3 separate regions of the Mus musculus genome follow, and all the other regions are linked to region 3. Evidence: chromatin loops called from intact Hi-C (ENCODE). Cell type or tissue: left cerebral cortex. All regions are shown on one strand. Region 1 holds the start of Gm32833 (a long non-coding RNA gene). Region 2 holds the start of Hivep1 (human immunodeficiency virus type I enhancer binding protein 1). Region 3 holds the start of Edn1 (endothelin 1).

Region 1 (8,000 bases), 100 kb before region 3:
CAAGTACCCAGTCACACTAAAGGGAAAATTAGACTTAGAATGGTGTTTTCAGTTTCTTTATAAAAAATAATGTCTTGGGGATGGAAAGAGGCTCAGAGTTTGAGAATAGATGCTGCTCTTGCAGAAGAACAGGGTTTCTTGTTTTCAGTAGTCACTTTAGATGGTCCATAACTGAGTGTAACTACTGTACTAGAGTGGCTCCACTACAAGAGACTTGACACTTCTTCTAGACTCTACTGTCACCCACACACATGGAAGTGCACACACACACACACACAAGATATATTTAAATAAAATTTTTAAATAGCTGGCATGATGACCCATACTTTTAATCCCAGTACTCTAGAGGCAGAGACAAGCAGACCTCTCTGACTTTGGGGGACAGCCGGGTCCACATAGCAAGTTCTAGGATGGCCATGGCTGCATAGTAAGACCCTATCTCAAAATAAAGCTATAAGTAATATCTGTCTGTACTCAAAATCTAGCAAAACCCTAAGGGAAAAAAATGGCAAGTCAGCTTATAACTCACTCAGAATACAAGAGGTTTTGTATGTTTTTATTGGATATTTTCATTTACATTTCAAATGTTTCCCCTTTCCAGGTCTCCCCTTCACAAACTCCCTAACCTGTCCCCACTCTCCCTGCCTCTATGAGAGTGCTCCCTCACCCACTCACCCACTCCTGTCTTCCCTCACTGGCATTCCCCTTCACTGGGGGATCGAACATCCTCAGGCCCAAAGGTCTCTCCTCCCACTGATATCCAACAAGGTCATCTTCTGTCACATATATGACTGGAGCCATGAGTCCCTCTATGTGTATTCTTTGGTTGGTGGTCCATTTCCCAGGAGTTCCTGGGTGGAGGTATGGCCTGTTTACACTGTTGCTCGCTCCATTGGGGCTGCAAACCCTCCCAGCTCCTTCAGTCCCTTCTTCAACTCCTCCATCAGGGACCCTTGAACTCAGTCCAATGGTTGGCTGGGAGCATCCTCCTCTGTATTTGTCATACTCTGGCAGAACCTCTCAGGAGACAGCCATATTAGGCTTCTATCAGCAAGCACTTTCTGGCATCCACAATAGCATCTGGGTTTGGTGGCTGTATATGGGATGGATCCCCAGGTGGTGCAGTCTCTGGATGGCCTTTCCTTTAATCTCGGTTCCACACGTTGTCTCTATGTTTACTTCTGTGAGTATTTTATTCACCCTTCTAAGAAGCACTGAAGCATCCACATTTTGATCTTCCTTCCTTTTGGGCTTTATATGGTCTGTGAGTTGAATCTTGGATATTCCTAACTTTTGGGCTAATATCGACTTTTCAGTGAGTACATACCATGTGTGTTCTTTTGTGATTGGGTTACCTCACTCAGGGTAATATTTTCAAGTTCCATCCATTTGCCTGTGAATTTCATGAAGTCATTGTTTTTAATAGCTGAGTAGTATTCCATTGTGTAAATGTACTATACTTTCTGTACCCATCCCTCTGTTGAGAGACATCTGGGTTGTTTCCAACTTCTGGCTATTATAAATATGGCTGCTATGAACATAGTGGAGCATGTGTCCTTATTACATGCTGGAACATCTTCTGGATATATGCCCAAGAGTGGTATAGCTGTATTTTTAAAATACATGTAGGTATAAGTATAGATCCTTGGTACAAAATTAGCCTCATTGTGTGAGGTGCTTTTTCTTAGCACTCTATCAAGAGCACGTCCCCAGGTTATAGGACATTATTTTCTTACAACATCATTTATATGGCTGCAAAATAAAATAAACCATGGTATAAATATATCAGAACTTATTTAAACAATTCTCTTGGGCACAGAACCCTGTTGTTATTTAAAAAAAATAAAAAAAACAATGTCATGTCATCTGGCAAATAAATCTTTCCCTTTGTTGAGATTTTTGTTGTATTACTAAGTTCTTGGAGAGAGCTCATTGGGTTGAAGATCATGAACACTTGCAGCACCTTAGAAACATACAGTCCAGTGTTCTTCAGAAAGCTGTCCTTTCTTTGCCTCAGAAGAACGAATATAGGATGTCACAGGAAAGCCAGCACAGCTTCCTCTCTCTGCTGTCTAGTCCGCCGTGTGGACAAGCTCAGCGAGTACGTGTCTGCTTTGTAAAGGGGACTGTCAACAGTCCTGCCATGGCTTTGAACTGTTAAGGACTGCCCTTACCTCATATTCATTAATGGGACTTTTTAAAAATTCAGTTGGACTTGTCCTAACTTGGATACTGAATATCTTAGTTCAAGTCCTAAGCCATGTACTAGCCGTGTGACAGAAGGAGGCAGATGATTTAATAGCCTGGACTGTTTTCCCACTGAGAAAATGAAGGACTTATCTTATATCTACATGATCTTTGTCTCCTCTGTGTCACTGTCTCTGTTTCTCTGTCTCTCTCTGTCTCTCTCTGTCTCTCTGTCTCTCTGTCTCTCTGTCTCTCTGTCTCTCTGGTGTGTATACTTGTTAGTGTATGTGCATGTGCACGTGTGTGCAGATGCATATGTATGAGGAGACCAGAAGTTGATGTCCAGTAGCCTGCCTCATTCACCTTCCACCTTGAAACTGTGAGCCTGAAGCTCAATTAGATTTGCTGGCCATTGCAGTTCAGGGATCTCCATGTCTCTACACCACTGTGTCCAACTTTTTAACATATTAACATTGGTTCTGGGAATCAGAATTGTGATACTTATGCTTCTGAGTCTCTCAGCTGAGCCAGCTCCACAGCTCCAGTATCTGACTTTCATTAAAAGATTGCATGACACACCATCTGTTTTAGAAAATCAAACAACATATCCAGTAGCACATTATATTCAGGGACATTGGCCTCAATCCCTGCAAAGTCCCAAGTCTAAGTTCCCTGAAATGTCTTGACCGTGAGAAATGGCTCAGTTTGACCTTCAAGAAGGACATTCCATATTCATCAAGGTCACATAAATTTTATCACCTCCAGTTGCTGCTATTCACAAATAACAACTGTGCATCTTACAAGCAATGGCACAACCTGCGTGTTCTTCCCCTGACAAGAGACAGAAAGCTACTGCAAGAAAATAGGACAGTTTATACCAGCCTTCAGGACTGTGACCCAAAACAATGTGAGAAGCAGAACTAGGTCTGGGGCAGGGACTGTGTCCAAGTCAGCAGCTCACTTACTCATCCTGAGTAGAAACACCATGTTCCTCAGTTTTCCATCTGGAGAACAGCCCAGAAATGATCCAGTCTCCTCGCCAGATTGAAGAGGCAGCTTTTGGAGGTGAACAAATTTTCTTGTTTGCTTTCTGTGGTAATTTATTATTCTCCTCACAGAATGGCAGTCTCTCCTGAGTAGCTGAGGATAAAGTTGCAACTTATTCAGAGATAATGTCTGCTGGGTATCAGCAGCTGACAAGTGGCTGGTTCTACACGGAGGGTTTTCAGGTTAGTGAGAATAGAAAACAGTTTAATTCTCTTTCCCACCATAATACTTACCATCTATTGATTGATAGAGTCTTGTGTTACAGAGACTGAGCTAAACACTTTATACTACTGGTTGGCTTAGCTGTTAAGATGACTGCGTTGAAGGCACTTATCTTACTTTTAAAGATGGAGTAACGGCTCAGAAAGAATAGGGAATGGTGTGGTTGGAAACTGACTACTGGTCTACCTGACTTCAAAGCCAATGTTCAGTTTGTTACATTTCTCCAGTTGAGTTTAAATAGTTGGTCTTCAGCTGGTGGTGATATTTTTTGAAATTGTGGAACCTTTGAGAAGAGGGGTCTAGATGGAGAAAGTAGGTCCCTAAGTAGAGATGTGTCTTGAGGCTTATAGTCTAGCCCTGTCTCCTGGTTCTGTTCTACTTTATAATGCTACTTACAATTTATCTTAGGGTTTCATTGCTGTAAGGAGACCCATGACGACAACAGCCCTTATACACAAAACTCGTGGCAGCATGCAGGCAGACATGATGATGGAGAATCTGAGAGTTCTACATCTTGATCCACAGGCAGCAGAAAGAGACTGGGTGTTACATTGGGCATAACTTGAGTATATATGACCTTAAAGCATGTCTGCCCAGTGACACACTCCCTCCAATAAGACTACACTTACTCCAACAAGGCCACACATCCTAATAGTGCCATTCCCAATGGCAAAACAAACACATGGATCTATGGGGATCATTCCTACCAAACTACCACATAATTCAATATGACGATCCTATGAGCTCTAATGGTATCTCTAGTTCTGTGTCCTCTTCTATGGCTGATGGGTTTGATTGACAGATGGATTTGATTGACAGAGGACCATTGCTTGGGGCTGGTGAGAATTTCCTGCATCCTCTTCACCACTCTTCTCTTCTCCTTCCACTCCTTAGAGCTCACCCATCTCCAACAGAATCCACTGGTTCTTATCAAACATTTCAGTTTCTCAAACCTCTCCTTTATCCTTCTTTCAAGGGAAGTCTGCCCTCTAATGATGCAAATGAACTATTGAGTTCAAACACTTATTTCTCAGAAATGAAGCAAAGGGTACATCTCAAGGGTACAGGGGTTGACTGGAGTGGAGCTCTATGGAAGCCCACCCATCTGCATTTATTGTTTAAAAGGAAAGGAATCTGAGGCTCAGGAAAGCACTTGTTCCCACAGTCCTAAGAGAAGGAGCTATTAAAAAAGGCAACATTCATGTCCCAGTGTGGATGATCCCTGGGATGACAAGAACTTCCTGAGCTAGCAACAGAGAGCAGCAAGAGGGAATCAAGGGGTGGCCTGCACTGGGTGAGAAAAAAGAAAACCTCAGCCACTTCCACAAAGACTCATTAATTTGCATTCAGTCGAGCAGAGCTGGAGAATGAATCCAGCCTTTAGTCTGTTTATCTTGACTGACAGCAGACAAGTCTCTGGAGGGACTGACTCTAAGAACTGTTCACCAATTGCTGTGAAACAGCATTTACCTGTCAGACTTTCAGTGAGGGTGAACTGAATGCAGGGCAAAGGAAATCTGCTTAATTTTCCATGATGCTCTACGATATGCTGCTAGAGCACTTCACTTTGGCTGCTCTTTACAGTAAATGAATAAATAAATATTTAAGCTTGTCATTATTGTGCTAGGTGTACTTTAAAAAGGAAAATCAGAATTTCAGGGTTGGGGGGTGGCTCCGTTGGTAAAGCTTTGCATGGATAGTTAACCTAACATACGTAGCAAAGTTCTAAGCCAATAGAAGAGACCCTGTCTCGAGCAAAAAAATAAAAAAGGAAGAAACATGAAGAATAATACCTTATGCTGTTCTCTGACCCACAGATGAATGCATACATGTACACATGTGCAGTGCACACATGCACGTGAGAATGCACACAGAATGTTCACTTATCTTTTTTCTTATACATTGTCTAAGGTCTTCAATATAAGCAAAACTTTATGTTCCCACAAAAGTATCAGAGATTCCCCTGCTGGCTTCCCTTCCTATTTAGATAAGCCCTTCTCATGGCTTCTAGATCATTGGGGTATTTATGTTTCAAGAGAAAAGTATGTATGGGATAGCTAAATCTAGGTGGAGTGATCATAGGGGCTTTCTCCAGAAGCTGGAGGACTATACCACTCAGCACCCCACCCTGGTCTCTATTTGCTCCATTTTTCATCACCTGGTACTCTATTGCTAAGTAACTGAAGGTGATTACCAGAAGACCAGCTGGTGTGTGTGTGTGGTTGTGTGTGTGTGTGGCGTGTGTATATGTGTATGTGTATGTAACAATATACATATGTATGTAATGGGAAGTACCACTTAGGAGGGACAGTTGCTGAACTATCCCCTTAAAAACACTGAAAAACTATGAAAGCTCTCCTGGACTCATTCACTCTTTTCTTACTTCTGATTGGAATGTGGATATTCAAAGCAGACTTCAATCAGCTGCTATTCTAATCACCAGCTTGGGGACATAAAGACATGTCTTAATTTTTCAGGAGGAAGGAATTGGATAAAGTTCCTGTGAAACTGATTAAACCTAAAAATATTCCATAGTGCAGCATCTACTAAGTATTACCTCCTGTAGCCTCCTTACAGTGGGACCAGTCTGTCCCTCCTCCAGGATGAAAGACTTTTAGAAGCCCTTTAGAACGCAGAGTGGAATTTGGTATTATCAATGTGCTGGTTTATCAGATATGAATTCATTTGTTTTTCTCAAAGCCACTTATCAGCAAGAACAGAGCTGGCTTGTCTACATCCGAATTGTGCTACAAACACCCTTTCTAAGTTCCCTAGGGTTCAAACATTTTTTTTTATCTTCCAGGGTTTTTTTTCTCACATTTGTTTGTGTTTTCTTAACCTCATACCTATTGAGGTGGATTTCTGGGTCAGGATCCCTGTAAAGACACAAGGAATGGAGGAAATGCCCCCAGTTCAGGCTGTCTGAGGACCAATTGTCTGGGTAGAGTTTCAACCCTGAAAGACCAGTGGACAGTTGGAAGTGAGATGAATTGGCTGGGGATGGCCCCAGAGTTGAGCCGTTCTTCATGCTACCAGTGTCTTTATTCTCTGTCTGAGAACTCTAGGTAATATACAGCATGAAAGGCAGGAACCAGCAGATTCCTGTGATATGTCCTGCATGCTAAACTCCTGTAGCAAGAGAAATAACAGGGCTTCCTTCAGTTCAGACCCATCACCTTCCTCCTCACCTTGGAGACTCCCATGATCTTACAATGGGTTGATGTAGGGCGACCCCACAAGCAATTTGTCTTCCTGTTCTCCTAGTATGCTCTGCTGACCACAAAGTTCATTTGTAGAAGGCTCACCATCTATCTCTGTCACAAAGAGGAACATGGAAGGCTTAATACAGAAAGGCTTCATGCCTTTCCACTCACAAACAAGAACTAAGCCACACACTGTAAAGGAAAATGCCTGTAATTGTATAGGAATCTCTCTTATGGTGAAATAATTGATAAGGTTTTTTTGTGAGTTATATTTAATGGTTAGAGTAGAGAGAAGTTTGTTATTTTTGTTTTGGGTTTTATATAATAATTCAATGTTTGCATCTTAATTTTTGTATAGACATGCATCTACACTCGATTTACATGAAAGGGTTATTATCTCCATGGACTGGCAACTGGTAGCCTCCACAGTGACAATTATTGGCATTTTCTGTGGGCTCTATCATGAGGCAAGCATTTTTCAGGCATTTTTTAAAAACAAAATGAAACTAAACCAGAGTAAGTTATCATACTCCTTAACCTTGATATCATTTTTCATCTCACTAAAGCATACACCAAAACTAAGGCTCTTGCTTTTTAATGAGTGTTAAAATGAACAAAGACCACACAGAAATTTATCACCATGTTATTCCCTTTTATGAAAGTGGCAAGAATCAACAGATAACCACTTAATTTCTTGGCAAAGTGGAGAATTATGGCTTATAAAGTCTTAAGTAAAGATTATAAAGATACATGGTATTTCAATAGTGTGTGACCAGACTCTTCTAATGTTTGTGCCACAACAGGAATGTTAGTTCTCAGGAGGAATTCACCTTGGGTTTAATGTAAACTTGAAGACATCTAGCCTGAGAGGTTGGATCGAGAGCTTTGCTTTGCTGAAGAGCATCATCTGTCCCTCCCCCCATGGCCTGCTGATCTCTTCAGCCACACTTACCTTGGACAGCCAGTGGGTGCCCTGTAGTTAGAGAACAGCTCCCATAGAAGACTCTGAACGTTTCATGACTGGCAGCTTAGAGGTGTGAACGAGAGGAACGTGCCTACAGGCGAGGTCCATGAAAGGCTATCATTTCCACACTTCTGCTGAAGTTCTCTGCGTGGAAGGATGTGCTAAGTTCAATTCCTTTGCCCACATTTGCTGTTTCAGGCTGGCCAGTGCTGAACTTATGGATCCTTCTTTTGCAAGCTAAAGTTCACATCAAGGAACACATTGGCCACCTATGTATAGATAACTTCATTTGGCTTTTTTCCCTCTCTCAGTGTTTTCTTTGCCTAGTCCTCAGATACTTACTGTCTCAATACCTAACCTCTGTGGGACTCTGCTTC
Region 2 (8,000 bases), 250 kb after region 3:
TTTGCCTAAGATCTTTTGATATAGCAGATTTTTTGCTTCACACTGCTACAGTCTTTACATAGATATCCCGAACTTTGTGTGCATGTGTGTGAATACTGGTGTGCACATGACATAGCACATGTGTGGACATGTGGACACCTGCTACCTTGTCTGAGAAAGGCTCTCAGTGTCTGGACATACCAGGCTATCTGGCCCACAATTTTCTGGACATGCTCCTGTTTCCATACCCTGTTTTGCCACAGACTGTGACTGCAGACCTACACTACTGCTTCTGGTCTTCCGTGGCTTCTAGACATCTTAACTCGGGTCCTCCTAGTAGCACAACCAGCGTTGTACCAACTGAGACCTCTCACAAGTTCAATACTGCTAAATCCCTATATACTGGAATCAAATAGAAAAGATAACTGCTATTCACAGTGAATATAACACCTCAAAACAATAACAATCGTTAAACAGATATAGCAAAATATGCTTAGTTTCCCAGTATTAAATACCTTTACTTTTAATGGAAAACCATTCACCTTGCAGCCGTATGAAATGTGTTACATGTCCTGTTTGTTTTGCTTTGCTTGGTGCTGGGAACGGAATCCAGAGCCATAAGCAAGTTAAGCCCATAGTCTAACCCCAAGCGAGATCTCTAGCCTTATATACAAGTTTGACAGGATATTTCTCTGTTGAAAATAAGTCAGTTTGTTCTAACTTCTGCAAGTAAAGTAGTATATAAATGTGAGTTCCAACTTTCTTTCACTTCTTTGTCTTGATATAATGTACAGAAGTAAACCTCCAACAGCATACAGTAGCAAAGCTCACTGACACGACATCTCACTAGCATGCTTGAAGCCCAGGGTTCAATCTCCCAGAGACACGTAAAGGATCGGGGAGGAATTCTTTTTTTGAACAAATGAACATAACATCAATTATCAGAAAACATCAACCATCCATTTCAGATTCCCTAGTTCCTATTAAGAAATGATTAATATCAGCCTTTAGCAGGTCACCACAAAAGAACTGTAATTCTTGAGGGATTAATTCATCCAGCAGGTAAGGGACAGTTACTATACAAGACAAAGAGGAATGAGGCATAATGGTGCTGGCCATGAAGCAGGGTCAGTGCCTAAGGAGGCCACAGGCATTCCTGGTACCAGCAATGCACTTGATGATGGGGGTCACTGGAAGCCTTTCTTCACTGAACACAGAGCCTTACCTCTGAGATTTCTGGGATGAATCTGCTTCGTGCGAGGCATTTTCTTAGATTTAAGAGCTCCCTTTTCTTCTTAGAAACTGTTGGAAGAGCAGGTTACAAAAGGCTGGCTCCATGTACTCGTTGGCCATCAGTTAATCCACATGCTGCAAAGAAAAAGATAAAAGCAGTAAATCTCACCACCGTCAAAAGAGAAGGACACTTCAAAAGGTAGGGGCTTAGAGCAGTGCTGACCTAAGCTCAATAGAAGGTAACCTCTGCAAGCACCATTCGCTTTTAACTAAACATAAGCCAGGTCATCTTGCCATAAGACGGGCCACTCTCTAGGTCCCCTTGTTGAGAAAACAGGTGGAAAAAAAAGTCTCTAGACATTAGTTAGATGAGAATGAGAATGCTCACTTTAGAACAGCACTGCTAGTTACAATGAAAGTTAGTGTAAGGTGACAGTTATGCTGTATACATATGGTCATTTATAAGGGAAGCCCAATGTCCTGGCCATGTCACTTCAGTTGACTCAGTTAACATGCACAGTTGCAATGGTGGCTGTTCCCCAGTGATGGCTGACATGCCTTGGCGGGACTGCACATGCCTGTGATCAGCGGCTACATGTTGACCTTTGAGTAGACCACAGACATGCCTCGAATCCATGTTGGCGCACTTAGTTATCAAAGCAAGATATTCCAGAGCATTCTGTCCCCTCTGGCACAGGCCAGGCACTGTTCCAATCAGCATGTGTGACTAAAAAAGTTGCATTGCCAGTGACACAAGATGATCACGCTGCCTAAACAAAAAGCAGTCCTTTGTTGACTTAAGCATCTGAGGCTTGGGAATTACTTGTTACTGCAGCACAACCTAGTCTGTCCTGACTCTGCTTTTTCAAGCTGAAATGCATCATGCCAAGACCCAACAGGCATGTCCAACCTACAGCCCAAGGACTAAGTCTGACTGAAGATCTCTACTCATGCTGCCTTTACTAATGCTGCCTAACACAAAATAGTAAACTTACTTAAAACATTACAAGATTTCTTTTGAGATTTTTTTTTGTAACTCTGTTGCAAGGTCCTCCAGCCTATGTTGCAATGCCAAAAGGTTGAACGTGCCTGAAAGTTAACCACCCATCTGTCCAAATCAGCAACCTCCCTCTCTCCTCTTCCACTAGATTCTTTCTCAATAATCAGTTAAAAGTTTAGCTTCAACTTCCTGCAACAGTGCTGATAAGCAAAGCCCATTAAGCAGGCCCTATGGGGTGAAACCAAGTTTAATCACTAAGCAAACACAATAGACTAAGGATGCTTTTGTTTAAAACCTCTCATATCTATTACTGTACACGACACAAGAGAACACTTATTGGGTTTACTGTAGAGTTTCTACTTATCACCTAATTTAATCCTAACAACCGAATCAACTGCTCAAACTCAGCCATTTTACAGAGGTAGGGGAAAAAAGTTTTGGGAGAGATTAAAAAAAAATTAACAACTCCAATTCATCCATTTTACAAAGAGAAAACAAAACAAAAAACAAAACAAAACAAAAAAAAAACAAGTTTAGAGAGAGATTATGAAATCTTCCTCAGAACGTGGCCCCACATGACACCTTGCCCATTTCCTCTGAGAAGATAACATTTACCTACCAAGGACAATCCCCTCCCAAAGGGATGAATGACACAGCAAATCATGAAGACATACTTTGGAATCAAACCTGACCAGGTTCAAGGCCAGGCTTTACCCCATTCTGTGTGGCCTTGTTCAAGGTACTTAAGCTCTCAGAAAAGAAGATCAGATTTCCCAAGCTGTAAAATCAGGAAACATTATCCACCCCAAACGGGCTAAGGACTGAGGAGTAAGCTACACAATGTAGAAGCTTTGCCTACCACATGAAAATGCTGAAATATTAATTCCCTGGAAGAACGCCTCTAAGGTAAAGAACATGTATCCCAGACTAAGGTTTTAGATGTATGTTTTCACTTTAGTTAAAACGCATAAGGAAAAGGCGGCTATTACCGTGCTTGCGACTGTAAGCAACACGGCTCTTAACACGGCTATTAGTCGGCATAACACAAACTATCCCCAATCTAACGCCAGGGGAAGAATAAGAAACAGGACGGTCAATGATGGGTGAAAGATAGAGCTCCTCAACTCCCCCTACCACAGAGGCATCAGCTATAGCATCCAAAAAGGTTTTGACTGCACAGAGAATTTAAAGATAAAGCTGTAAGTGTTCCGTTCCGTATTAAAACTAAAGCTTTTAAGCGGTCACGATATTACGAAGTTTTTAAAGCGTGAACTCGGATTGTAAGCCGATCACGTGACCTCCCACAGCTCCCAAGCTTAAATGTTAAAATATGCAAATTCCCAACCTGTAACAGCTTTGTGCGACCCGGTTTTGCAGCCTCCAGCCCCCCTGTCCCTAGCTGTCCAGCCCACATTTAAATCCGCGGTGGAGAAGTGGTTATTTTCAAAGACGACAGCACCACCGTGGCGACTAGGACCAGTGATCGACCATTCTTTCTCGAGAAAGAAATACATACTACAAGGTGCAAAAACAGGACACAATCAAAAAAGCGTAAAGACAGTCACAAGGAGAAAAAACATGAATGAATGTGGAGGGCGGAGCCTGGGAAAACCCCTCTGCAACGCTGCACTGAACAAAGCGCTTCGCATGCCAGAAGGAGGGGGGAATGGAAGTGCCAGCTCCGGAAGGAGCCTAGAGTGGATGCGGAGAGCAGGAGGAGGAGGAGGAGGAGGACAGAGTCGGCGAGAGCAGCAGCCTTGAGACTCCTCCTCGCGCCAGCCTCGCCACAGCCCCCTCCCCTCTCTAGCCGCAACTCCGGCTGGAGCCCGACCCCGCGGCGAGCCCAAGCCGCCCCGCGCCCCTACCCACCGGCCCCGACCCACCAGCGGCGGGCGCGCGCCCTACGGGGAGGGAAACTACCCAGGTGGCCCGGAGTAAACAGGCACTCCGGGCAAAGACCGAAAGGGAAAGCGAGCCACAAAGCCGGGAGGTGCGGAAGCCGCGGCCTGGTCTCCCGCAGCCCCGCCGAGCCCTCCTGCGAGAAGCGGCCGCGGCGACCAGGAGGCCGGCCCTCCGTACCTGCTGGGCTCGCAGGACCGCAGCTCCCGCCGCCCGTGCGGCCAGGACCCGCCGAAGTGGCAAGCGGCTCCCGCACGCAGCATCCCCTCCGCAAGGTCGGCGCCGGCACACGCGCACACACTCACTCACACGCACACCCGCGCGCCCGCCCGCCAGGGGGAGGTGGTCCCGGCCCCCGCCCCCCGCGCCGCGCTCTCCCGGGTGCAGCGCCCCCACCGCCGCGCCCGGCCCCGCACCCGTCGGGAACTGCGCTGCACTTGACAACCGGGACATCAGCACAAGCGGAGCCTCCTCCCGACGGGCACCGAGGCGCGAGCTGGGCGCGGGAGGGACCGAGTGGAACCCGGCGGGAGAGCGGCCTTTACCTCTCCCGGGTGTCCGTGAGGACGGCTGGCAGCGCGAGGGCGGCCAGGGCGAAGGTCGGCGGCTTCCCCCCGCGCGTGGGCGGGGCAGCAGGGGATCCCCGGGGGCGGCGGGGCGGGGGCTGCGGCGGGAGGGCGGGCTCCTGTGAAGCCGGCCCGGGGCCCCCTGCCGCCCCGCCCGCCCGCCCGCCCGCCGCAGGCCCCGCCGCGGGGACCCAGGACGCAGGAGGAGGCGCGGCCCGAAGGGCGGGGCGGGGCGGGGCGGCAGCGGAGGCGGGGCTCCGCGGCCCGGGGAAGCCCGGCCGGGCCGCAGTCGGGGGCGGTTGGCCCGGGAGGAGGGGCGGGGCCGGGCGGGGCCGGATTCTCTTTACCGTCTTTTGACTTTCTAGAGCAGGCTGTGGGCCGGCCCGGTGACGTCATGGTGTCTCCCAGCCCCGCCCCTCGCCCTGGCCCTGGTAGGGAGGAGGAGGAGGAGGAGGACCCTGGAGGGAGGGGGGACCCCAAGGGGGTTTCCTCTGCTCCGCGTAGAGGGAAGGGGAAAATCATAGTGAAACTTGAAACGCATTAACTTTAAAAAATAACTTTTAAAAAAGAGAGAGAGAATGAAAGGGGGCTGGGTTGTTGACTTGGAGGGTCAGAGGGGACGTGTTATTAAGCCCTAAACTGAAACCACTTTTTTGGTGGCGGATGTTCTATTAAAAGACCGAGGAAAGCCAAGGTTATTCCGGAGAGAGCCGGTGCTTCCCAGAGCCTAAGCAGCGGCGAGCGCAGTTAACCCCTCCTTAGCTGCCTGTCAGCTGGGGACTAACCCGCGAGGGAACTTTGGAAGCCGAAGAGGGGGTGCGGGGCGGAGCCACCCAGCAGGCTTCTGGAACTCTGGGGGAGTGAACAGGGAAGACAGACTAATTTATTACAAACCAGAGTTTGACCCCGGCTGCTAGAAAGCGTTAGAGAACGGGAACTGGAAACTTCTGGAAATATCAGGAGAGCTGACTCTGGGGAACGAAGCAGGTTTTCAAGGGTAGGCATAATACTAGCAGTTTGAACTTAAAAATTACACGCATCCACAAAAAAAAAAAAAAGCCGATAGAAGATTGTACGGGCCACCTCAAAGTTGGAAAGAATAAGGTGTTAAAAAAAAAAAGGCGCAAAACAAAAATATTCTTTGTTAAGCGATCATACGCCCACTAACAGCTGACCATCTGTGCAAACTTGTTTTGCTCCCTTAGGCTTTCATAAAGATGTCCAGGTCGTTCCTGCTAACGGTTGACCCCTAAAATCCCCCGAGGAAGTCCTACCTCTAGCTTGCTGGAGCTAAGAAAAGCACAAAGCCCCAGAATGGAAATTATTAAAAATGGAATACTTGGTAATGGCAAGCTTAGAGCCAAAAATAATGTTTTGCAGAGGAAGAAAATATGCCTACCAAAAAGTAAATTTGGTCATAGGAGCAAAGATTATGCAGCTAGAAAGCTCGGGTGGTGGGTAATACTATGTCAGCCTTACAATGAAAGAGTACCATTTTAATATTCCAGTAAGATGTCTTCTATTTTATTAAATGAAATACCCAATGGGTAGGATTCATAAAACATATAATGTAGTTCCCCTCCCCCAGCCGAGCTGTTTGAACCAAAAGATAAACATGCAGACATAGATAATGTGTTAAGATTAAAAACAAAAAGTCTTCAGAAGTCGAGTTTTTGTTACTTGAAACAGAAAGAGAAGAAAAAAAAGTTAAGTGCCAGAGAGAAATTTTTAACTCAATATTTGCTGAAGACAACAGAAATGTATCCATGAACCCAGGATGTCTCCAAGATACAGCAATGCTAAGAGCGTTTGAGAAAACTGCATATCTGGTTTTGATTTGTCATTTTACTGTGTTTTCTTGAGCAACAAACCAGTATTAAAACTTCTCTCTGAGATAGTTAATATAAGAACACTTTCCTGGTAAGTTTTCTGAATTGTCTAAATGCGTTTTTTTTTTTTTCCATACCAAAATGCAGGGAAAGGCAGCTATGTTAAATGTTAAGTAGTTGGTTTCGGTTTGTTTTGTGACACAGTAAATAGTAGATCCTCAAATAGCAAATAAACGGAATTGGATGAGTGAACCCGTCCAGCCCGGTAACTGGTAAACTTCAGCTTGAACTGTCAAAAATCCTTGAACAATGGGGATCCCAATGATGGCTCTAGACTGGGAAGGCAGAGAGATTCCAAGGGGCCTCTTTCTCTCCATCCAGCAGGCCAAGTAAGAGTCTTTGTTGCGCCCCTTGGGAGACGTAGGGTCCTGTGGGTACTCTGACCTTATCTCTCCCGCTGAGCATCTAGGGGAGAGCATCGGTCCAACCCGAGGCCGCACCCGAGCGTCCCCCAACCCCGGTTCCCACGCATCTGCCCGGCGCTGCCTGGCTCGGGCTCCCCCTTGGCACGGCCCCGTGGCTCCACGGCACCGGCCCTCCGGCCGGTGCGGCCAGCAGCGCCACCGCCACGCGGAGATCCCGGAGGTTCCTCCTGTTGGCCCCGGGTCACACCGCCCGCTCGTCCCTCCCCTTCACCCTGCGAGCTGGGTTTTCCCGTCCACCAACGAGTCCCCTCCCCCCGGCCCCCACTCCGGCGACCCGGCTACAAACCCTCCCCTGCTCGCTCCCAGCAACTGTCCCCCCTACGCCCGGGCTCTTCCCAAGCCAAGCAGACAAAAGAACGGAGGGAGGAAAACTTACCGAACTACAAGGCAAAAAAAAAAAAAAAAAAAAAAAAAAAAAAAAGTCTGCTCCCAAGCTTCCTGGTTCAACTTTTCATTTTAAAAACAAAAGCAGAAACCAAAAGCCTCCTAGGTTGGAAGTGGGCGTGAGAGGAAACGCTGGGGGAGGCGCTTGGTTCCCTCCCTGCGCTGCCCCCCCCACCCCCCCACACCCCCCTACCCCGCTTTTCTGGCCCCTACCCAAAGCTTTGATGTTATCTGGTGCACCGCCTACGTGGGTTATACCTTGAGCTTGGTGCCTGGTGACAGTCAAGATAGTCTCCTCTGTGGGTGCTGCTAGGAGGCAGCGCAGCAGGTGGCCAAAGGACGGAATCCTGGCTCTAGCCGGTCCTGGAAAAGGACCTTTGGGGCTCCCTTTCTCACCTGAGCTGAAAAGGGCTCTCCCAGCTAGGAATCTTTGTCTCAGAACTGTGCTACGTTTGCTGTTTGAATCAGAGAAGGAGGTCTCCCAGATTACATTCTTTTTCCTTCCACTCAGAACAAACTTGTAATAAGATCGTTTGGATGTTTCCCCAGGCTCTGTTCAGTTTTTAGATCTCAGCTTTGGAAGCAGATATTATTTTCTTTCTGAGATATTCCTGCAGCCTTCAAG
Region 3 (8,000 bases):
ACTGGATATGCTCAAATGTTAAAGCTGCCCCTTAGTGTAGAAGCTCTACCTATAGACTGAACAGTGTGTGCTAAGACACAGTGGGCAGGTGTCTGCACTCAAGGCGCCAGTATCCAAGGAGCCCTTTGCTCTTTTAAGTCCACAGACCATGACGACTCTATTACTGGACTCAAGCCTTTCTCCCACTAGAAAGGACTGGGGAGCCATTAGCACTGGCGTCCAGGGGTAGGAGTCCTTATGAGCCTCTTACCTTCGTAGTTTCCTTCCTTCCACCAGCTGCTGATAGATACACTTCTTTCCCAACTTGGAACAGGGTTTTCCTTTCTTGGAGTCTTTTAAGCTTTTCTGCATGGTACTTTGGGCCCTGTGAAGACAGAGGAGCAAAACCATTTTAGTGGTGGTATGTTGAGATTCACCTTGCCTCTTCATGTCTCTGCTCCTTTCTCTTAAGTGAAAAACAGTCTCACAGGGAGAAGGCCAGCAGGCCGGACAAGTCAAAGGGGCCTCCACTCACCTGAGTTCTTTTCCTGCTTGGCAGAAATTCCAGCACTTCTTGTCTTTTTGGTGAGCGCACTGACATCTAACTGCCTGGTCTGTGGCCTTATTGGGAAGTAAGTCTTTCAAGGAACGCTTGGACCTGGAAGAACCTCCCAGTCCATACGGTACGACGCGCCTATTATGGAAAGAGAGAAGGAAGATATTAGCTTAATTAATAATCTTTCAGACGACTCATTCTTTGGGCATACAATTCAGAGAGCATTTGGACAGTGCATGATAGCAAAGATAATGGAAGCCATTTGGCATGTCTGCCCATCAATGGTCCTCAGTGTATGTCCCCAAATGGGAAAACACGAACTTTTTTTTTTCTGATTCAATGACATTCCATTTCAATACTTAACAATGATATCCCATTTCTTCTAGAGAGCTTTGTTCCAAATTACAACCTCTGTTTGGGCTTCTGCTTTGTATTTTCTTTCTTTTCTTGTCTGTTTTCTGGTGGTTGTGGGGCCAGAAAACAGAAGGACTACAGCCACACCAAAACTTAAGATTTCTAGACAGACTGCAGGGTGGAGCCTGGCATATTGGTGCACTGCTCCTAAAGTTTGGTAAAATTGAATGGCTGTGAAGGACTCAGTGTCAAAATGCTCTCCGATAAATTGCAAGGAATCCATTTCAATTCTCACAACAAGGAACGCAGTCCTCCCCTTGGTAGAAACACTACTAAGGATTAGGTCCGCGGTGGTTTGGGTCTGGTTTGTTTTGGAACGTGGCCAGCCATTGTAGACAGACTAAATGTGTTTGTTCTCTCTGATGATTGCTCCTGATGAGTGGACTAGGGTTGGGGGCTGAGGGTAAAACAGCCTCGGTTCCCTTGGAAGGTACAAGAGAAACCCATGGGTACTGTTCTGATCTCTGCCTTGAAATACAGTTTTCTAAAGACGAAGGAGAGATGCAAGAAGTACCCGACTCTAGGCTATCCCTCTGGAATAGATGGTATTGTGCCTCTCTGAGAAGTACAGGTAGACTACTCTACATAGGACCTGGGCTATTAGGTCCCATGTCCAGAGCCTCCTGCTAAGTTAGTCTATCCCTTTCTTGTCTTTAAATGCATAGCCCCGTCCTGCTTGTCCTCAGCCAATCTGATCTGTCCCACAGGAAGCAGCCTGACTCTCCCTTACCCCCAGCCTCTCAGAAGACACTCTCCAAGATTGCTACCACTAAGCTGACCTGTCTCAGTCAGCAGGGTTTCCCTTGGGAGCCACGGTTTTTTGTCTTCAGAAACGCTAAAGACAGAAGCTTCCCAGAACAGAAACTCCAGCCTGGGCTCTCCAGGCTCCAGAAAGCCCCAGTAGTAAGAGATGGCTAGGGTTACAATGCCCTCTAGAGACTCACTCGGGAGTGTTGACCCAGATGATGTCCAGGTGGCAGAAGTAGACACACTCCTTGTCCATCAAGGAAGAACAGGAACAGCGCTTGGACCTGCGGGGTCTCCAGGGTGTGCTGGGAGGGGGGCTCTGCACTCCATTCTCAGCTCCGGTGCTGAGTTCGGCTCCCAAGACAGCTGTGAAGAGAAGAGAGGGTCAGATTGGTAGTAATATCTTTCTTCAGGCGTCCAGAGCAAGCACCTGCACCCTAGTATTCAGGTCAGATCTAGCAGCGCAAATAGAAGCAGACAAGGCATAAAACTGCCTTTAGCCAGAAACACAAACAGAAAGAAAAGAGCTTCCTTTGTTCTCCGTGCCTAACAGGACTTCACCCTTACCCTGGCTGGCTTATCCACCTGCAGGGAGATCACACACACACACACACACACACACACACAGAGAGAGAGAGAGAGAGAGAGAGAGAGAGAGAGAGAGAGAGAGAGAGAGAGAGAGGAAAGGACTCCCCAGCCTTCTGAAGCCGCTTTGAAGTAGATACTGTCTGGTGGAATTTTGAGGGAGTCCATACCTGAGACATAGAATGGCACAACTCCCATAGATTAAACTGACAGGTGGCCACCAGCAAATAATATAGACTGCCTATTCCTGGCTATGGAGACATGTTCCCTACTCAGGATAAACTCTTTAGGGGTTTCCACCCCATTCCAGCGTGTGTAGGGGCACAGACCAGTCTAGGTGGCATATGGGTGCCTTTTTATAATAGACAGAAAGCAAAAACTTTCAGAAAATGCCTGGACACCGAAAAGAAACTAACTTTACAATATTCACTTCAGGTGGGAGACAAGTTGCCACTGACGGAAGAGAAGGTACAGCTGCTCAGGGAACCCAGGGAAAGTACCCCGTGGGTTCAGAATTCAGAATCTTTGGGCAGCACAGCTTGCTGTGGGACTTGACACCTCCCTCTGGCCCAACACAGCATCGCCGCGCAGTTTATCTGCTCGATTTTGTTCATTCCAAACGATCAGACACATTCCAGGGCTTTCACCCTTTTGACATCCTTTCTCTTTGCTTAGGGTCATGAAAAGACAAAAAGAGGGCACTGACCCTCAAAAAACAGGATGGGAGGAGAAAAGAACCAGCTGTGGCCCGTACTGTCTAATTCCTTAATCAGGCAGGAATGATCCCGGCTCCCCTCCCAGGACAGGTGAATACAACTGCAATAGAGCTCACAGTGTTTGAAGATGCCAAAAACCTGCCAAATGAAACCTTAAGTCAATAGTGACAAATTTTAAAGAAAGCATGTGCTTCGCCCTGAAACCGCCTGCGGGGTTATTCAGCGCATGGTTGATCGGCAGGTGATTTCCCTGCTCACGGTGTGCCTGCATGACCCGAATAAAATTCCTTGGCTTTAAGTTGGAGTGTTTCAATATTTTACACATTAGCGCACTATCAAGACAACGTTTGAATAAGCCCCTAAATGAACCGTGCAACCCTAAACACACTTATTTCAAAATAGATTTTTGCTTCAGCTGTACTGCTACAACGTTATTTTGAAGCTATGCGATACTCGGTTGTAGTCAGTTGTATTCAAACAGGGGTTTTATTTCTTTCGCTTCACACAGAAGTTAATTAATTGTAAGGCACTTGCTGCTGGAGCTTCAGTAATTAAAAAAATAAATAAAAAGGAAAGAATGAAAGAAAAGAAAGAAAGAAAAGTGGAAAACAGAAGCGATAACTGCGCTGCGCTGAAGTAGAAAGATTCGCAAGTGGCGCCTACCTGTTTCTGGAGCTCCTTGGAAAGTCACGAACAGCAGAGAGAAGATCACGGGAAAATAATCCATTCTGCAAAGGGGTCAGAAGAGTGGGGAAAAAGGAAAAAAAGAAAACTCGGTTGCAAATGGAACTCAATGCAAAACGAAGAGGACGGTGTCTGGTCGCTCTGATCGCCTCTGGGTTTTTTTGTTTTTTGTTTTTTGTTTTTTTTTTAGATCTCAGCGCGGTCCTCAGCAAGTGGCCCTTCCACTGGGGCGAAAGCGTCGCGGGCAGCCGGGAGGCAGCGCGCAAGGACAGCGGAGCAGACCGGGTCAGGCTCTCAGCGCCGGTGCAGGAACGCTTCTGACTCGGACAGTTCTCCGCCGCCTTTTTATATTGAACCCCTATAGAGTGGGGGTAAACAGCTCTGACTTTATTCCAGCCCTAAACAATGTTATTGTGTGATTAGTCACCCACAGGCAACGTGCAGCCAGAGATAAGACCCGGCTCTAGAGGAAATCACGGCTAACTTCAGAGGCAGACGCCCGCCGTCTGACAATCCAGGGGCAGGGCTAAGAAAAAGAAAACACCCACTAGACAGAGACCGCTGCAGAACCTGCAGAGAGCAGCAGCCCGCTTCCCCTTTTGCTAGCTGCCAGCCCCAGAGTTCAAGAATCAAGAGTTTCTCCAGAAGCAAAGTCACCCCATTGGAATGAAAAGTATGAAGTACAATTAAATAGATTGTATTGTGCGCGCGCAGGGGGGTGGGGTGGAGGTGGGGCTGATCATTGTTCACTTGATTTTCCTTTTATGTCTTTCTGATCAAACAAGGGGACGATCCCCACTCTTCGCTCTTGAATCCCAGCTACTGGGGCGGGCGGGGAACCAGATTAGTTTGGAAGATCACCCTACTTTTCCACCACCACCCCTTCCACCAAGTCTTTTCTAAACTAAAGTACTTCGCATTTGAGGTGAGAAAGATTCCGTCAGGAGTTAGCAAGGAAGGAAAACTAAATAATAATGATAACAACAACAATGTGGTTTTGTCAGGTACATCCTTATCTCCCTAGTATCGCCGATCAGAAGTACACGTACACACACACACACACACACACACACACACACACACACACACACTCGCCCTCCAATATTTCTTGTGCCCAGCCTCTCCCTGGGAATTGCTGCTATCGCGAAGGATCTTGAGAAATGGCAGAGACGACCGCCAGGGGGAGATGGAGAGCTGCAGGGGCTTATGCTTTAATAAGATAAAACAACTAAAGCCTCGGCTTCTAAATGATTAGTAACAAGCTGTGGCCAGGCAGAGAAGGGGCGCCTCACATACTAAAGAGAGGTGGCTTCAGGGCATTCCATTATTCCCTTCCCCGACTTTCCAGAGTCTCCTCCACATCACTTTGCTTCTTTACTCGGGCAAACCTGCGGTCTGTGCTTGATTAGAAAGCTACAAGGGGGGTGTGGGGAGGGAAGGACTGCCGATGCTGAATATGTGCATCAGATCATACCTCACCCTTTAATAACGTGTTTACATTTTCCAAACAGTTTCCTGTCTATTTTACCATGAAAGACTCCCTCCCCCAGGTGTCCATGGGTTATTAAGGCACAAGTGACAACATGTCTTCATGAATAAAGCAAAACACACAGAAAACACGTTGGCTTTTTTCAACAAGCTCCCGGAATGCCCATAAGCTGGAAACAACACACAGGATCCACGCAGAGTGGTTTCCCTAGGATGCTACCACAAAGGTCCCTTCTTCATCCCGTCTTGTTTGACTTCAGTTTTCCCTGGGAGTAGAGGCCAAAATAGACTCAATCCAGTCCATGCAACCATTTATTTCTTCACCTCTACAATCAAAAGGCAGACTTGATAGCAATACCCACGCTGTGGACAGAGACATGCTTAGGCCTAGTGACCTCTCTGGGAATCTCAGTAGGGGAGACACAGCAGCAGCAGCAGCAGCAGCAGCAGCAGCTTTAGGTCACTAAGAACTCTGTCCCTTAGGAGACTCTGGACTAAGAGCTGGAGACATTGAAGAAGCAGGAACCAGCATCCCTCCCACACCCACACCCGAGGCCCAGGGCCACTGGTAAGCCTCTGCCTCTGCTTTGCTTACCTCAGCCCAACCCCTGAGGGTGGGGGCCAGGAGGTGACAACTGCCCCTAGACCTGGGCCCCAACAGGAAGCCAGCTCATCCCACCCCAGCTCCTCAGGGGACCTGGAGGAGAGGAGAGCTGATGTCACCGGAAGGTCCAAAGCCCAAGTTTCCCACCAGCAAGAGAAAGGTGAGTGGGAAAACAAGTACTCCCCTCCCCCCCACACCCCTTTCTGACCTCCTGGCCAATTTGGCCAAACACTGGCAACTGTCAGGACCAACCTGTCCTCAGCTCCACCCCGGAAATGCCCAACCCAGTTCTGGAAGGCATCCCCAGTGTCTAGCCTGAGCCATCATCCTTCAGCTGAGGGACCTCTGCAGATAGCGATGGCCACAGCATCAGGGAGAGAAGGAAAGCAAAGGAGAACTGTCCAGGTGTTTTTCTACTACCCACTCCCTTCTTGTGTACCTGTGCCACTCTGAACATACACTCAGAAGTAAAATGCAAACCTCGGCAGCCATCCACTCTGAGCTTCTTCTAAAGCTCCGTGATAGCAAACCCCAAATAAAAACAAGATCTTAGCCCTGGGAGGGTCCCATCTTTCCAGGTATAATCCTACCTTTTATGTTTTATCCTGAATTCTCTAGGCCTCTGTGTATATATGTATTGTGTACATGCATGGGCACCTATGCCTCCTTTTTTATGTAGGCTCTGCCTCCTGCCCATCTCTCCACATCTGTCCCTTACAGCTGCCCCCTAACTCCCTTGTCTTCCCATGAAAGGAAGGAAGAACCCTCATTCAAGCCCAGAGAAGGAAGCTCTAGGCTACTTTGGGCAGCTTCACCAGATACAATTTTTGCCAAGTAGCAGGGGGAGGAGAGAGGAGGGCAGCAAACCAGTTTGACAAGCTGGATGGCCCTACCCACCTCCACTTAAGGTATTACTATTAGAGAGGCTAAAGACTCTAAAGGGCTAAACATGTAAGGAAGTTTTATAACTACAGGGGATGGGGGATAGAAGGTGCCTTCCCTGAGTCCATCCCACTTCTCAAAACAGTTCCCAGGGAAATGCTCTTTGCAGCCCATCACCCTGAACAGTGGCAAGGAAAATGGTTTTTCCCTGCCACACAACAGCTCCCAGCTGGCCTTACTGTTCCTGCTTAAGATGTACCCTTGAAATGCGGGGAAACTGCCTGATAAAGTTGTTTTTATGTTTTTCTTTTCTGTATCTTTGGCTGCATATTAATAGATAGCTATAAATAAAACACCCTGAGCCTCAAATACAGAGACTACACAGTAGCAGAGTGTACTGTTTTTAGCACTCCTCGACTTTGGTCTCTCTCAGCTTTTGCGTAACAAAACTTGCAACTTTGCCAAGCCAATAAATTTGGAGTGAGATTTTGCTCAGGGAAGAGAAGAGTTGCCGTGTGGTTGCTGGACACGAGTGGCAATTAGCTTGTTTGTGGGCAAGGCGAAGCTATGCAGACACTAAGCCTGCTTTAAGCCTAGGATGGTGACTACGCTATATACAATGAAATGCCGTCCATTACAGTCCTTGTGCCCAGGCCCCACTGCATGCACGCGGGAGCTGTGAGGAGGGAGACAAAGTTTCTTTCTCCCTTTAATCCAAAGAAAATAATGGTTACTATCCCACCGGAAATGAGATAGCCTGAATCAATTCATCCAATGCATTAAAAAAAAAAAAGAAAAAGTATGAAGTATGTCTTACATTTAGTTTAAAAGGTTGTGTCAGACTTTCTGACCTGGCATCCTGAAGCTCAGTCACCAGGAAATCTCTTTCACACTTTTGTTTGTTTGTTTGCTTTGTTCCTTTGCTTTGCCAGATTTGGGTGCCATGGGTAGACTTTCAAAAAATATTTTGATGTTAAGCAAAATTGTTTCTTCTACATGAATAATTTTAGGAAGTGTGTGTTTATATGTGTGTCGCGTGTGTGTGTGTGTGTGTGTGTGTGTGTGCATGCGTGCGTGTGCGTAGGTAGAGGTTAGAGGTGGTATCTAGTGTCTTCCTTGATCACTCTCCACGTTATTCATCATTGACCACGGTTTCTTACTGAACCCGCCGAATCTCACCCCTTGGCTAGGATGGCTGACCAGCAAGATCCCCGGGACCTACCTGTCTCTGGCCCACAGAACGAAGGCTACAAGCAGGAACCGCCAAGCCTAGTCACCACAGGAAAGCCGAGTAACCCAAACTCGGGTCCCTTTGCTTCAAAATACAAGCACTCTCCCAACTGTT

What was found. Hi-C counts contacts between places; a loop is a spot of excess contacts. Peaks named below come from ENCODE experiments on the same cell type or tissue, not always from the same donor. Only the 100,000 strongest peaks of a DNase experiment are listed, where the experiment ranks them.
Region 1: a loop joins it to region 3, with 2.0 times the contacts of the local background. A loop is called at or near these places in 2 of 42 quality-filtered maps.
Region 2: a loop joins it to region 3, with 6 times the contacts of the local background. A loop is called at or near these places in 6 of 42 quality-filtered maps.

Annotation. Positions count from the first base shown.
Region 1 is chr13:42,398,570-42,406,569 of GRCm38, reverse strand. It overlaps Gm32833 (a long non-coding RNA gene), which reads left to right and starts at 3,181. Exons shown (of 3, transcript XR_382264.1): 1 at 3,181-3,252. In left cerebral cortex, no CTCF peak of the experiment used is centred here; DNase peaks (open chromatin) are centred at 2,798 and 3,171; H3K27ac peaks cover 1,478 bases.
Region 2 is chr13:42,048,747-42,056,746 of GRCm38, reverse strand. Hivep1 (human immunodeficiency virus type I enhancer binding protein 1) reads right to left here and starts at 4,726. Exons shown (of 9, transcript NM_007772.2): 1 at 4,657-4,726; 2 at 1,205-1,347. The coding sequence starts at 1,244. Gm28707 (a long non-coding RNA gene) reads right to left here. Exons shown (of 2, transcript XR_001780922.2): 1 at 7,634-8,000; 2 at 6,180-6,971. In left cerebral cortex, a CTCF peak has its summit at 4,444 (motif pointing right); DNase peaks (open chromatin) are centred at 5,846, 6,224, 7,130, 7,838 and 5 more places; H3K4me3 peaks cover 4,819 bases; H3K27ac peaks cover 4,356 bases.
Region 3 is chr13:42,297,619-42,305,618 of GRCm38, reverse strand. Edn1 (endothelin 1) reads right to left here and starts at 4,143. Exons shown (of 5, transcript NM_010104.4): 1 at 3,661-4,143; 2 at 1,894-2,062; 3 at 515-673; 4 at 251-364. The coding sequence starts at 3,724. In left cerebral cortex, CTCF peaks have their summits at 1,886, 2,849 and 4,869 (motif pointing right); DNase peaks (open chromatin) are centred at 3,396, 4,180, 4,859, 7,080 and 3 more places; H3K4me3 peaks cover 2,935 bases; H3K27ac peaks cover 228 bases.